Regions from separate parts of the Mus musculus genome. Here all the other regions are linked to region 2. A link is a contact called in ENCODE Hi-C or POLR2A ChIA-PET data. All regions are on one chromosome and are shown on one strand. Each heading gives the region's core, a stretch centred on a gene start or an enhancer-like site at or near the end of the contact. The rest is flanking DNA. Distances are from core to core; before and after follow the strand shown. Region 1 holds the start of Ccdc173 (coiled-coil domain containing 173). Region 2 holds the start of Klhl23 (kelch-like 23). Region 3 holds the start of Ssb (Sjogren syndrome antigen B).

Region 1 (3,719 bases), core at 528-3,027, 33 kb after region 2:
AGTTTTGGTGGCTTATCACTACTTGTAACTGAAGCTCCAGGGGGGTCTGACAGCCCTAGTCTCTTTGGGCACCTTCAATCATGTGCACTTACTCTCACACAAACACATATACAAACATACACATAACTAAGTATAGCACGCATAAAATGGTTTATGGACAGTGGCCAGATCTTAATGAGTGGTTTAATTGTCATTTGTGGGTTTTTGTTTGTTTGTTTCTGATTTTGTTTTTAAAATATCTCAATAGTCATTTAAATTCTGTTTCCAATTAGGGTGCAAAAGAGCTTCGAGACAAAAAAAAAAAAAAAAAAAAAACAACAACAACAAAAAAAAAACCCAACCCCCCCCCCAAAAAAAAAAAACTAGTTCTAGACCAACTTGTATGGAAAAGGCACTTGCAATCGGGAGTTTCAAGTCAAATATGAGACCCTATTTGAAATATAAGACCATATGAGAACGTTACTGAGATATTTTATGAGGTTCAATACTTGTAACTAATTTGGTAAAACTCCTGATAATTTTCACTGAGAGACGTGGTCTACACAGCTTCTGCCTTCTAAGTTATATACTCTGCCCCAGTTGCTTCAAGGATAACTCTAGAGTGAACAGGTTAAAGGGCACCTGTGTTGTCCCTTGTGGTGAGGTCCCTCAGCTCAGAGTTTCTGTCCCGTGAAGGAACTTCCTGCTCACTCTGCGTTATCTTGTGGGAAGAGGGCCTTAGGAAGAGAAAGGTACAATTTGCTGGGGATGCAGCTAGCACTGTGTAATTCACCGATCTCTCGCTAGGCGTCGTGCTCCCTCACAAACTATGCAAGCGGCTGTTGGCCTACAAAGACAGTTCAATCCCTGACCTTTCCAGCCCTGCGGAGCTTTCAACTCGCTTAGCACAAGTACACAAAAGTTCCGTCTCCAGAAATTTTTATTAATCCTTCCATACTTACCAGCATTATTACAGTGGAACATCTCTGATAGAAAACCTGAGGAGAGATAGCACAACTATGCATTAGAACGTTCATTATTGAAAGTCGCACTTCCTTTAATTTAGTAATGAAATCAGCTGTACAGCGATATGTCAGGAGAGCCTCTGCTGAGATCAAGTGCCAGTCCACTTTTTGTGTCATTAGAGACTGACTGGTTCCCGAAGTACACTAATTACAAGTTATTTACCAAGCAGTTTAATGTATGTTAAAGGTATCAACGCGAATGTTCTGGGGACAACATTCAAGTTTTAATAGTCCTACGTAACAACTGACAGGGTCTCATATAGTCCTGACTATGCCTCATAAATCAAATCATTTAAAAACACCTTTTCTGTCCTTTAATCCTTGTGGCTCGGTGGTCAAAGGGCTGTCCTTCACCTCAGCCAGCGGGGCGCAGAGTAGAAGCTCGCACCCAGCCTGGGCCTCGACTCGCACACCGGCCGGTTCCAAACTAGCGCAGCGAGTGAGAAAAGCGGCAGCGGCCGAGCGGGACCGAGGGCTCCTCACTGACCCAGGCCTGGGTCGCAGCGGGCCGCCAGCATCAGCACCAGCGTCGGCCGGTTGGTTCTCGTGCCTTACGCAGCCGGTGAACTGCTAGCGCCGGCTCGCCCACTGCTCTGCACTGCGCACGCGCACACCCGGGCTTCGGGCCTCGGTTCAGCCGCGGACAGGGCTCCTTCCTGGTTCCTGGATTGGAGACTGACGTCACTTCCGGCGTGGTTGCTAAACAACCAAATGGTTTAGTTATCGCTCAGTAGCTGACTTCAGCTTGGAAGTAGTATCACCTGCTCTGGACTCGCGGGATCAGCTTTGTTAAAGATGCAGGTGCGCTTTGGACGGCGCTCCGGGCAGGCGAAGGAAAGCCAAGGTGAGCTGCCTTGGCCCGTGCCGGAGCTGGGGTTGTTGTTTCTAGAACCCCAGCATAGGGTGACAAAGTGAGGGCTTCGGTTGCCTTTTGAAATGGGCTTTAACCAAGTCGAAAGCAGTCCCAGCAAGCATCCTTGGAAGTTAGGCAGGTTGGCCTTCAGGTGAATGAGTGGAAAAAGGAAAGAGGACTAGGGGAGCGTAGCAGTAGAAAGAATAGACTAGGAGTAGAATAGGGGTAGAAAAGGCAGCAGTTAGAGCCTTACCCCAGCTGTAACTCGTCAGACACTCGGGGCACTTAAGCTTTGTAATTCGTTGAATAAATTTTGGAATGCCGTTTGGAAATGTTATTGACCTATCAAAATCTTTATAATGTTGCAGACCTGCTGAGTAATCTTTTCTAAAGCTCACGGAAAAACCTCAGTTCTTTCCACGCTAAAGTTAAAATTCTCCCCTAGTCAAATGCTTTGATAATGTAAAAAAAAAAAAAAAAATGATAATGAGGTAATTAAAGTGACCAATTAAAGTGACCTAAGATTTGATTTTTTTTCAAAGATGTGAGCAAGTAGGACTTCTAAAAACAAAGTCTTTCCACAAGTTTAATTGTTGTCATGGTAACTAATAGATTCTTGGAAATTTGAACTATCTTCACGTTTTGCTTGAGTTCTGTAGCAATAGCACCCTACCCCCACCCTGCACCCTAGGATAGACACAATCTGGTCAGTGGGAACATTAGGAAATTTGATTCATACACAAGGACATTGTAAAAGTAATTTTTATTCACCAGATGTAACTGTTGTCTTGGAGGCTTACTGCTGAATAAGCTCACCCTTTCTAGTTCTTTCTGAACTCTGGCCTCGATGGTTCAACACAGGTGTTCTGGCCCAAACTCCTCTGCAAGCTGACTGATTCAAACTGGCTTCTCTCAGCCTCTTTCTGAATTGCTCCACTTGGAAAAACTGCTGTGTATTGAGGAGAGATGCTTTCGAACAGTGGTTCTCAATCTCCCTAGTGCTGTGACCCTTTATTACATACAGTTCCTTATGTTGTGGCGACCCGCACCATAAAATTATTTTCTGTGCTACTTCATGATTATAATTGTATGAATTATGCTTAAATTATTATTATTAAATATCTGTGTTTCCCAGTGGTCTTAGGCGACCCTCATTCGACCCCCAAAGGTGCTGAGATGCACAGACTGAGAAACTGCTGCTTTAGAGGAAGCGTGCAGTCTGAAACGCTGGGGAAAGCTCACAGTGTTAAGGAAAGCATGCTAAGGAGAGAGAAGAAAAGGAGAATACACTCCTCTGATCAGTTCAGAAGAGTGAAGAGACTTAACATGTTACATGTTAACATGTTAACATGTTACATGGCTGTGCCCCATAAGGTTCTGCATTGGGGCAGGGATTCTGGGAAAGAGCATAAAGCAATAAAATCACGTATATGACAACATGAATGAATCTCAAAGTAATTCTTTTGAGTAAAATCTATAATAAAAGTAGTAGATGAGTGGTGGCCTAGTAGAGCCTAAGGAGGGATGGCAAGCAGTAAATGGGTGTGGGGACTGTTGGTGTCCTGTGGCCGTTATCTGAACTGTAATGATGGCTTTGGAGGCATATACTTATCAAATTTAATGAAATGGGTCTTATAAAAGAGCTAATTCTGCCTATCTCATTAGCATGACTCGAGGAGTTCTAGGATGGACCCTGAGAAAACGTGATTGAATCCCAACCCCACCAGCATGTTTGATCTCCACCCAGGCCGTAGACCTCACTCTCTTGATCAGGAGTTTTTCCACCAAGATCCCACAAAGTTCAATGTCTTGCCCAAGTTTACAAATGAAGGAAATCACCAAAGATTTGATCACTTCACTCT
Region 2 (3,853 bases), core at 586-3,085:
ACAGTTATCAATGTCCAGGTGCCTGACCAGAAACTGCTCACACGCCTTCTTTACAGAAAGAAACTGCAGCAGATCCGCTGCTTCAAGAAGGCTCTGTACATTTCTCTTAGTAATTTCAATTTGAGAAGTATATGCATAATTTACAAGGCCTTCCAAAATATCATGGTGGATGCCCGACAGTTTTATTTTACTTTTAAATTTTTCTTTCATGTCAGCTGTGAACATTGCCTTAAAATAATTGCTGCAGGCAGCTAAAACAGCTCGGTGACAATGGAAGATTATGCCTGAAGGACACTGAAGGGTAATATCAGTAAATAGTCCATCCATGTAAAACGTTCTGAATGCATCCAGAAAATCCACTGGATGCGACGAATCCTTGAAATGAAAAATGTAATCTTCTTGTCCTTTTAGAGCCATGCTGCAAAAAATACAAACACGTTTTCAGCTTTGTGTATTAACTCTAATAATTAATGTTAAAAATTCCGATCACCAGACATGGATGGCATCAGGCATATTCCAAAACTAGACTAAAATCAGATGCCCAAACACCATATGCAAAATGCGCTGAACTATTTATACGATGGTCTATTTAAAATCAGATTAACTAAATGAGGATTTTTTTTTTCCAGTTATCCATTTGTTGAGAGATCCTAGCTTACTACCCCCAGCCACCCAGTATCTGCACTGTCCCAGTCTGGCAGTTCCTGAGAGTCCCCAGGCCAAGTGTCCGAGGGGGTCACCCCGCCGCAGCCCGGCCCCAATTCGCCGTTGTTGGTTCTCCCCCTCCCCCCTCGATTTCAATTCACACTGAGATGCCACCAAGATGGAGAGAATCTCAGAAAAGGGATCCCTGCGCTCTGCAGCTTGCTGACAGCACAAGAGCGGCCGGGCCCGAGCTAGCTTCTGCAGCCCGCGCTAGCGCCTGGGCCCGGCCGGCGTTCCCGCCGGGAGAGCGCCCCGCCCCGGGGCCCGGCGCGGGGGTTCGGCTCCCGGGCGTCGCGCGCCGCCGTTGGCCGATGCCCGCGGCCTCTGCCCGGCCGGGTGCGCAGGTGTGGACGGCCCCGCGGCACCCACGCGCCCGCCCTCGCCACTGGGCCCGCACCGCACGGCCATTGTCTGCGCCCCGGCGCGCGTGGGCTGGGGGTGGCGGGGCCTCGTCTCCCGCGCTGCCCGTTCGCCTCTCTGGCCGGCCCCGGGCCGCCGGGCTCCGACCTACCTCGCTGGCGGCGCGGAACGCAGACTCCGGACTAGCGGCCGGCGGGGGCGGGGGCGGGGGCGCCTCCCGACCCTCTGACCATCTTTGGTAGCGCGCGGCGGGGCGCGGCGGAGGCCGCCTGCTAGCGCAGCTCCAGCCCACGAGCCGCTCCGGCTTCGGTGGCCCGCGGCTTCCCGCCTCCGCCCGCAGCCCCCCGCAGCCCGGGCGCCGCAGCGTGGGCTCCCGCAGCAGGTGGGCCGCGTCCACGGTCAGCCCCGCTCCTCTCGCGCGCGCACGCCCATCGCACTGCCTGCTAGGAGAAAGCCGGAGTCCCCAGCCAACGCCGGAGGGGAGTGTGTACCCTTACCTTCTCTGTCCTCTTGCCGGCCCTGGCCCTTGGCGTGCGGGGAGAGAGAAAGTGCCGAGAGAAGAAGGCGAAACTACGGTCTTCTATTAGGGCTGCCTTCAAATGCCACAAGTAGCTGCTTTCCCATAAACTCCATGCTGCCTCCAGCAGAGCGCGCAGGAAGGAGCTTTGGGGCTGCTTAAGCACACTAGGAGTTAACCTGGAAGCTTCCAGGGAAAGTGGGGGTAGCCTAGGTCAAGGCTGAATCCAGGCACCTAAGATTCTCGAGTTACTGTTGTAGAACACAAGCAGCTAAAAGGGGCAAGCTCCAGCCTTCTGGTGATGTCCATTGTGCCACACCAGAAAGTCCACTTTCTTATTGCAACAAAAGCTAGTATCAAATGTTTTTAGCCGCAAGATTTTGAATAACTTCCGAGCACCTCATAAAGTCCGGGAAAAGGTAATTAGGTTTGAAAGATGGTCCATGGCTGTCAGGGAGCTTACTGGAAGGAGGTCGCGGCAAACCAGGACCGGAGAGCTAAGGTTGTTCTTAAAGTAGTGTTGAAAAGAAAAGAGTAAGTAGACAGATACGTAATGGCCATACCTTACATGATGGGAGAACGCTGAAACTCCTAAGCGCCGAAAGCCAAGCCACAACCTGTGTTGAAATTGCACCAGAACAACCAGGAAGCCAACTTGGGTTTCTACCCCCACTTCCTCTTCAGGACCAACCAGGGAAGTATAAATATGCCAAAAAACGATCACTCTGTTTGTAGCCCACCCCCGGCTTTCCCAGCCAATAGCCTCCAATCAGATATCTGGGGTAGCAGAGGTGGAGGCTACTACTCTCCCCTCCCCCTTGCTTTTTCCTCTTCTTTTTCTTCTATTTTTATCCACGCTTCTCATGTCCCTGCTTTGAGCCTCTGGGAAGGACGAGTGATGGTGATTGGCCTTCTTGCCAAGCAAGCTCTGAACAAGTAACATGCTTGTTCTTCTTTGAGTGGGTTTAATTTAATTCCACATCTTAGTGTTGATCCCGGGGGAGTGTTGTGTAGAACTTCACAACCCTCACCCCAGATTTCAGAAATCTTCATTCTGTCCAAGAGCACCAAGTGATTCTTAGAAAACAACCTAAAACAAACAAACAACCAACAAAAACAAAACAAACAAAAACATGATATGGTTTATATCTTAGAGTCTGGTCAACAATTTAATACCACAGCAAGAAAGCAAAAGAGTCTTCGATTGGGGGGCTAAAGTTTACTCTGCCACTTGCCACTTAACATACAGCCTAGAGCAAACTACTAGACACACACGCGTGCGCACACACACACACACACACACACACACAAGCACACACACACAGAAATAATTTTTAAAATGTATTGTGTGCATGTGTGTGTGATCGAAATCGCGCTTGCAACATGTGTGTCTGTAATGTGTGAAGAGCCTGCAGAGACCAGAAGAGCGATACCATTGGATCCCCTAGAACCAGAGTCACAATGACTGTAAGCTGCTATGTAAATTCTGGGGCCCAAATCCTGGTCCTTTGCAATTGCAACAAGTGCTCTGAGCCTCTGAACCACCTCTCCAACATACAGAAAGAAGTCGTAAGAAAATATATATTGTAGGCTCTATACTAACTTATAGAATCTCAAAAATATGATCAATATATGCATAATATATATGTATATGGGGTAGAAACATACGTATAACAGTATATGATCAATGACTCTTGATAGAGAGGTTCACTGTATTGTCATTTGTGCAGACTTTTTTCAGATTATTATAGGAACCAATTAGAACTTTTGCTTCCAAGCTGTTGGTGCTGTCACAATCCTCTAATCTTAGCAGAGTAGGCTGAGGCAGGAAGATCCCGAGTTTGAGACTGCCCCACTGAAAATGGTAAGGCCCTGTCGCAAAACAAAATATTTGCTTATAGTGATTCCTAGTTCTGCTTAAAAACATGTTTCCTGAGGCTAGGGATAAAGACCAATGGCTAAGGTGCTTACCTCACAAACATGAGGACATGAGTTGAGCTCCCACAATGCACATAAAAAGCAGGGTGACATGTGCTTGTAATCCCACACTCAGAATGCAGAAAAAAAAATGGATCCCCAGGGCTTACTGACAAGCCAGTCTGACCCAGTCCATCAGCTATAGCCCCAGGGAGAGACACTGGTTCAAAACCAGGATAGGCAGTTCCTAAGGAGCAGCAACAGAGGCTGGCCTCTGGCCTCTATGCACAAGCACACCATGTGTTAGTCAGCCTCCCCTTGCCAAGGCAAGCACAGACCCTGGGGCACACTGCA
Region 3 (4,030 bases), core at 50-2,549, 39 kb before region 2:
GTTTCTTTTCAAATTAGTCACAGCTGACTTACCAAAACTTATTACTGGTAAAAATGAAAATAGAGTTCAGATATGAAAGTTACGGTGTTAGACACTATATAGGAGAATACAAGAAAAATGGGACCTTGTGAGCACAGATACAAAAAATTTTAAACTAGGGACGCTGGAAGGTAAGGATGTGCCTAAAACACTACTACACTGGTTAACTCTATAGCCACTTTCCTGTTTCACGGTCTGACAACAATCCTAGAATAAAGAGGGACTGTGATACTGGTTTGCTAGAAATCACAAACCGGATCTTCTGTCTTACTGGCTTTCAGCGCCTTACTAAACCACCCTACCATATTGTACGGAAGTATACCAGCTCTTGAAGAGTTTATCTGCAGCAGCTGAATATAGTTATGAGTTACTGTTGGTATATTTCTTGAGACATTGCTCAAAATGCTGGAGACTGCTGGCGATACACTGGTCCTGTAATGGGAAATCTACGAAGTACACGTCCCACTTCAGAATTTACTGTTACAGGCGCTGGTTTGTCTCCCACTACCAACAATCTCACTTCTCATTACTACAGAGACACAGGTCAATAACGACCTAGTTAGCCCCTGCAAGACTTCTGCGGCCTACCCAATTTAGGGACTGTTTCACACTGAAGACAGAATGGCAATGGCAGTTCTTTGAAGGAAAAAAAAAAAAAAAAAAAGATAGCGACGCTGGGAACCCAATAGCGGCCCCCACTTCTTCGGCCTCCAGTCAGTCCCCACAGAACCCTGTCGCGTTTAACCCGCACCGACCACCCTAAAGACTTAAATGGTCCGAAACATCCGCCTCTGGCCAGTCAGGAAAGGGGTGCAAGGAACAAACCGAAAGGACGCCGTGAGGATGCGGCGAGCCTCTGCCTAAAGGCCCCGCGAGAGCCGCATCCTCCCACACCGGCCCGCCGGGATCCCTGCCACGTGGAAAGCCCCAGGCGCCCGCATCTCTGGCCGGGGCCCGCTCCGTGGCCTCGCCGAGGCCCGCGCCCCCTCGGGCCGCGGTCCAGCACACGGCCACGGGCCGCGCGGCCCACGCGGCGGCGCGGAGAGGAAGGTGAGGCCTGCGCATAGCACAGCCCTTCGTACCTTCTCCTCAGTTTCCAAGAAGCTCACCTCAAAGATTCGGATCCCACGGTCACCACAGCTTCAAGAACAACGACAGAAGCGCCTGGACTTCCGAGCGCCGGCGGGCCAGCCAAACGCGCTTAAAGATGGGGGCTTTCCCGGCAGCCCTTGCGGACAGGTGGGCGTGGCCGCGGACGCAGTGGCCCGGCTCTGCTTTCCACGCACGCGCCGTTACCGCAGCCTCCCACAATCCTCGGAGGAGGAGTCCCGCCCTCCCGCCCGAGAAATTGTTAAATTGCTCAGCAGAATGTTAGGGGCTGACAGGAAGTGTTTTTGTGGAGATCTTTGTTTTTAATGTGTTTCTGGGCAGTATGTTCGAGCCTTCCCTTCTTTCTTCTGTAGCGCTTGGTTTTTCTTTTTTTCCCCCTTTGTCTCTTTTTTCCTTTTTTTTTTTTTGAGACAGCGTTTCCGTGCGTAGTCCTGGCTATCCAGGAACTCGCGCTGCTCTGTAGACCAGGCTGACCCTCAAACTCCTCCTGCCTCTGCTGAGACACTCGCCTACCTCTTCCGGGAGTGCTGGCATTATTAAAGGGGTGCGCCAGCACGCTTGGCCTTTTGCAATGTATTTGACTTGCATGGTGTTGTGGTTTTGGAAAAAAATTAAAAAACCATACAGTTGCTTGGTTTCCGACAGGCTAGCTCTCTGAAGCACAAACTGGCCAATGATTCGAACTCCTGCTTCAGTACAAAGTGCTGGGACTTCACCTACATCACCAGGCTCTTACTGCTCCCCCTCTTGCTGCTGCTGTCTATCTTTGCTTGTTTTGATGTTGGAGTCTGACTCAATGAGTAACCCAAGCTGATCCCAAACTATGCTTCTGCCTCCAGCCACCCTAGTGCTGGGATTACAAACAAATCTTTTTAAAAGTCTCTTGCTCCCAGCACTTGGGAGGCAGAGGCAGGCGGATTTCTGAGTTCGAGGCCAGCCTGGTCTACAAAGTGAGTTCCAGGACAGCCAAGACTGCACAGAGAAACCCTGTCTCTAAAAACCAAAAACCAAACCAAAACAAAAAAGTCTCTTGCTAGGAAAGAAGTACATTTAGAATAGTTTGAGAGACTTCACACTTAAGTCAGGACTGCCACTTTTTACATAACAATTTTAACGTTTTAGAGGTGCAATTTCCTTATGACATCATCTTTTTCCTTCAGTGTTCCTGGAATATAAAAATTACTTTCACAAAATAACTTCATAATCTCAGAGCATTTTGGAAGTTCCCAAACAGATAAACTCTAAAATTTGAAGAAGAAGAAGAAGAAGAAGAAGAAGAAGAAGAAGAAGAAGAAGAAGAAATGCATTTATAGGTTAACTATACATGCCATTTTGGCCAAAGAAAAAAGAATTTACTAGTATTATCCTCAGGTAGTTTTAACTTTAGATTAATTACATTCAATAAAAAAATTTTCAAGTTTCTACTTACTGTGAGACATAAATGCTAAATTTTCCTTTTTTAAAGATTTAAGTTTATGTACGGGTGTTTTGCCTGCATGGATAGACAGTGGAAAAATACCATGTGTGTAAATGCTCCCAACCTACTATAAATCCATTTCCAGGGACTCTAACACTCTCTTCTCATCTTTGTTGGGTCCTGCACGCTTACAGTGCACATACATACTCCCAGGACACACACATAAAATAAATAAATAAGCACTTAGATAACTTAAATGTTCATAATAGTAAGTTATGTGATTAAAAGAAAAATTAGAATCGACTATATGTGTACCACCAAATAATTAAAAAGTTAAATAATATATAGTGATAAAAACAAACTGATTTTCATTTACTGGTGTTTGTGAAATTCACAAGCACGGTGCTCAGAAGCAAAAGGTGTTTCACATAACCATTTTCTCCAAATACTGCAAATATTAATGTAATGTTGTATAAATTATATTAAATAATATAAAAAATCTTATTTCCTTCTACCATTCTCATGAGAATATAATAAAAGGTACCATTAGCAAAACTCAAGGAAATGAATTATCACCTTCAAAATATATGTTTTACACACATGCCCATACTACCTGTTATTGTAACCAGGTAAGTTTCACAGGTATGTCTACATCATTGTTCTACGATCAGAATTCAGCGTATTCATTTGAAGATTCTACAGTATTGAACAAGGAGAACTTCATAATTTTTTGGAGAGTGATTGTGGAAGAATTAAAAGTTGCATGTCAGTCACCATGAATGAAAAAATCCCATGTACATTTCTAAATGTCAGAGTGGCTTGTACCCTTCCCCTGTACACAGAATGATTGATCTAAGGCAGTGGTGTTATTCAGTTTGGGACATCACTATGAGATGCTTTATTTGGTATACAGGTAGAGATGCCTAAATGATACAAAGGCATAGCATTTTCAAGTATTAGTGACACCGTTTACTTAATACCATTTTATAGAAGGTCAAAACAATTCAATGTTTAGTTTCAATCTGATTACACATCCTTTGGCAATTCTGATGAATAAAGGTTACAATAAAAACTGCATTTCAAAATACAGCAAAATGTTTTTAGCCTTCAATGGCATTTCAAGATCTCCATACTTTAAATAGGACAGTCATTCTACCCACTGGGCGAGAGCACAACCACAGAGGTTCACCTACAGCTTAATAAAACTGACTGCACGCAGATGTGTAAAGGTATAAGTGGGATGGGGGGGGGGACCTATATGCATACCATCGCAAAGGGAGCTATTTCCCAAGAAACCATTCAAAATAAATTTAAAACTCTCCAGGGGTGTGCAGTTTCAGAGAAAGAACTGGAATACTTCTATATTTAATCTTTATACTCAACATAGAAAATATTGCAAAATCAGTTGTAGGAAAAAAATAATCAAAAAGTCTATGCAGCTTAAAATGCTGGGCAAAGTTACTA

Evidence for each region. A loop is a pair of places that touch in the nucleus more often than their neighbours do. ChIA-PET counts read pairs that join two places held with the same protein, here RNA polymerase II (POLR2A).
Region 1: a map of left cerebral cortex shows a loop between it and region 2 (2.3-fold over the local background). The contact joins the promoter of Ccdc173 here to the promoter of Klhl23 in region 2. A Hi-C loop is called at or near these places in 2 of 37 maps with a recorded cell type or tissue (both left cerebral cortex). POLR2A ChIA-PET finds 5 or more read pairs at or near these places in 5 of 5 experiments (Patski and embryonic stem cell).
Region 3: a map of left cerebral cortex shows a loop between it and region 2 (4-fold over the local background). The contact joins the promoter of Ssb here to the promoter of Klhl23 in region 2. A Hi-C loop is called at or near these places in 9 of 37 maps with a recorded cell type or tissue (adrenal gland, heart and left cerebral cortex). POLR2A ChIA-PET finds 5 or more read pairs at or near these places in 2 of 5 experiments (Patski and embryonic stem cell).

Annotation. Positions count from the first base shown.
Region 1 is chr2:69,787,544-69,791,262 of GRCm38, reverse strand. It overlaps Ccdc173 (coiled-coil domain containing 173), which reads left to right and starts at 1,777. Exons shown (of 9, transcript NM_001077684.1): 1 at 1,777-1,848. The coding sequence starts at 1,800. Phospho2 (phosphatase, orphan 2) reads right to left here and starts at 1,526. Exons shown (of 4, transcript NM_028521.2): 1 at 1,307-1,526; 2 at 942-977.
Region 2 is chr2:69,820,352-69,824,204 of GRCm38, reverse strand. Klhl23 (kelch-like 23) reads right to left here and starts at 1,835. Exons shown (of 4, transcript NM_177784.4): 1 at 1,563-1,835; 2 at 1-418. The coding sequence starts at 417.
Region 3 is chr2:69,858,831-69,862,860 of GRCm38, reverse strand. It overlaps Ssb (Sjogren syndrome antigen B), which reads right to left and starts at 1,299. Exons shown (of 12, transcript NM_001110145.1): 1 at 1,149-1,299.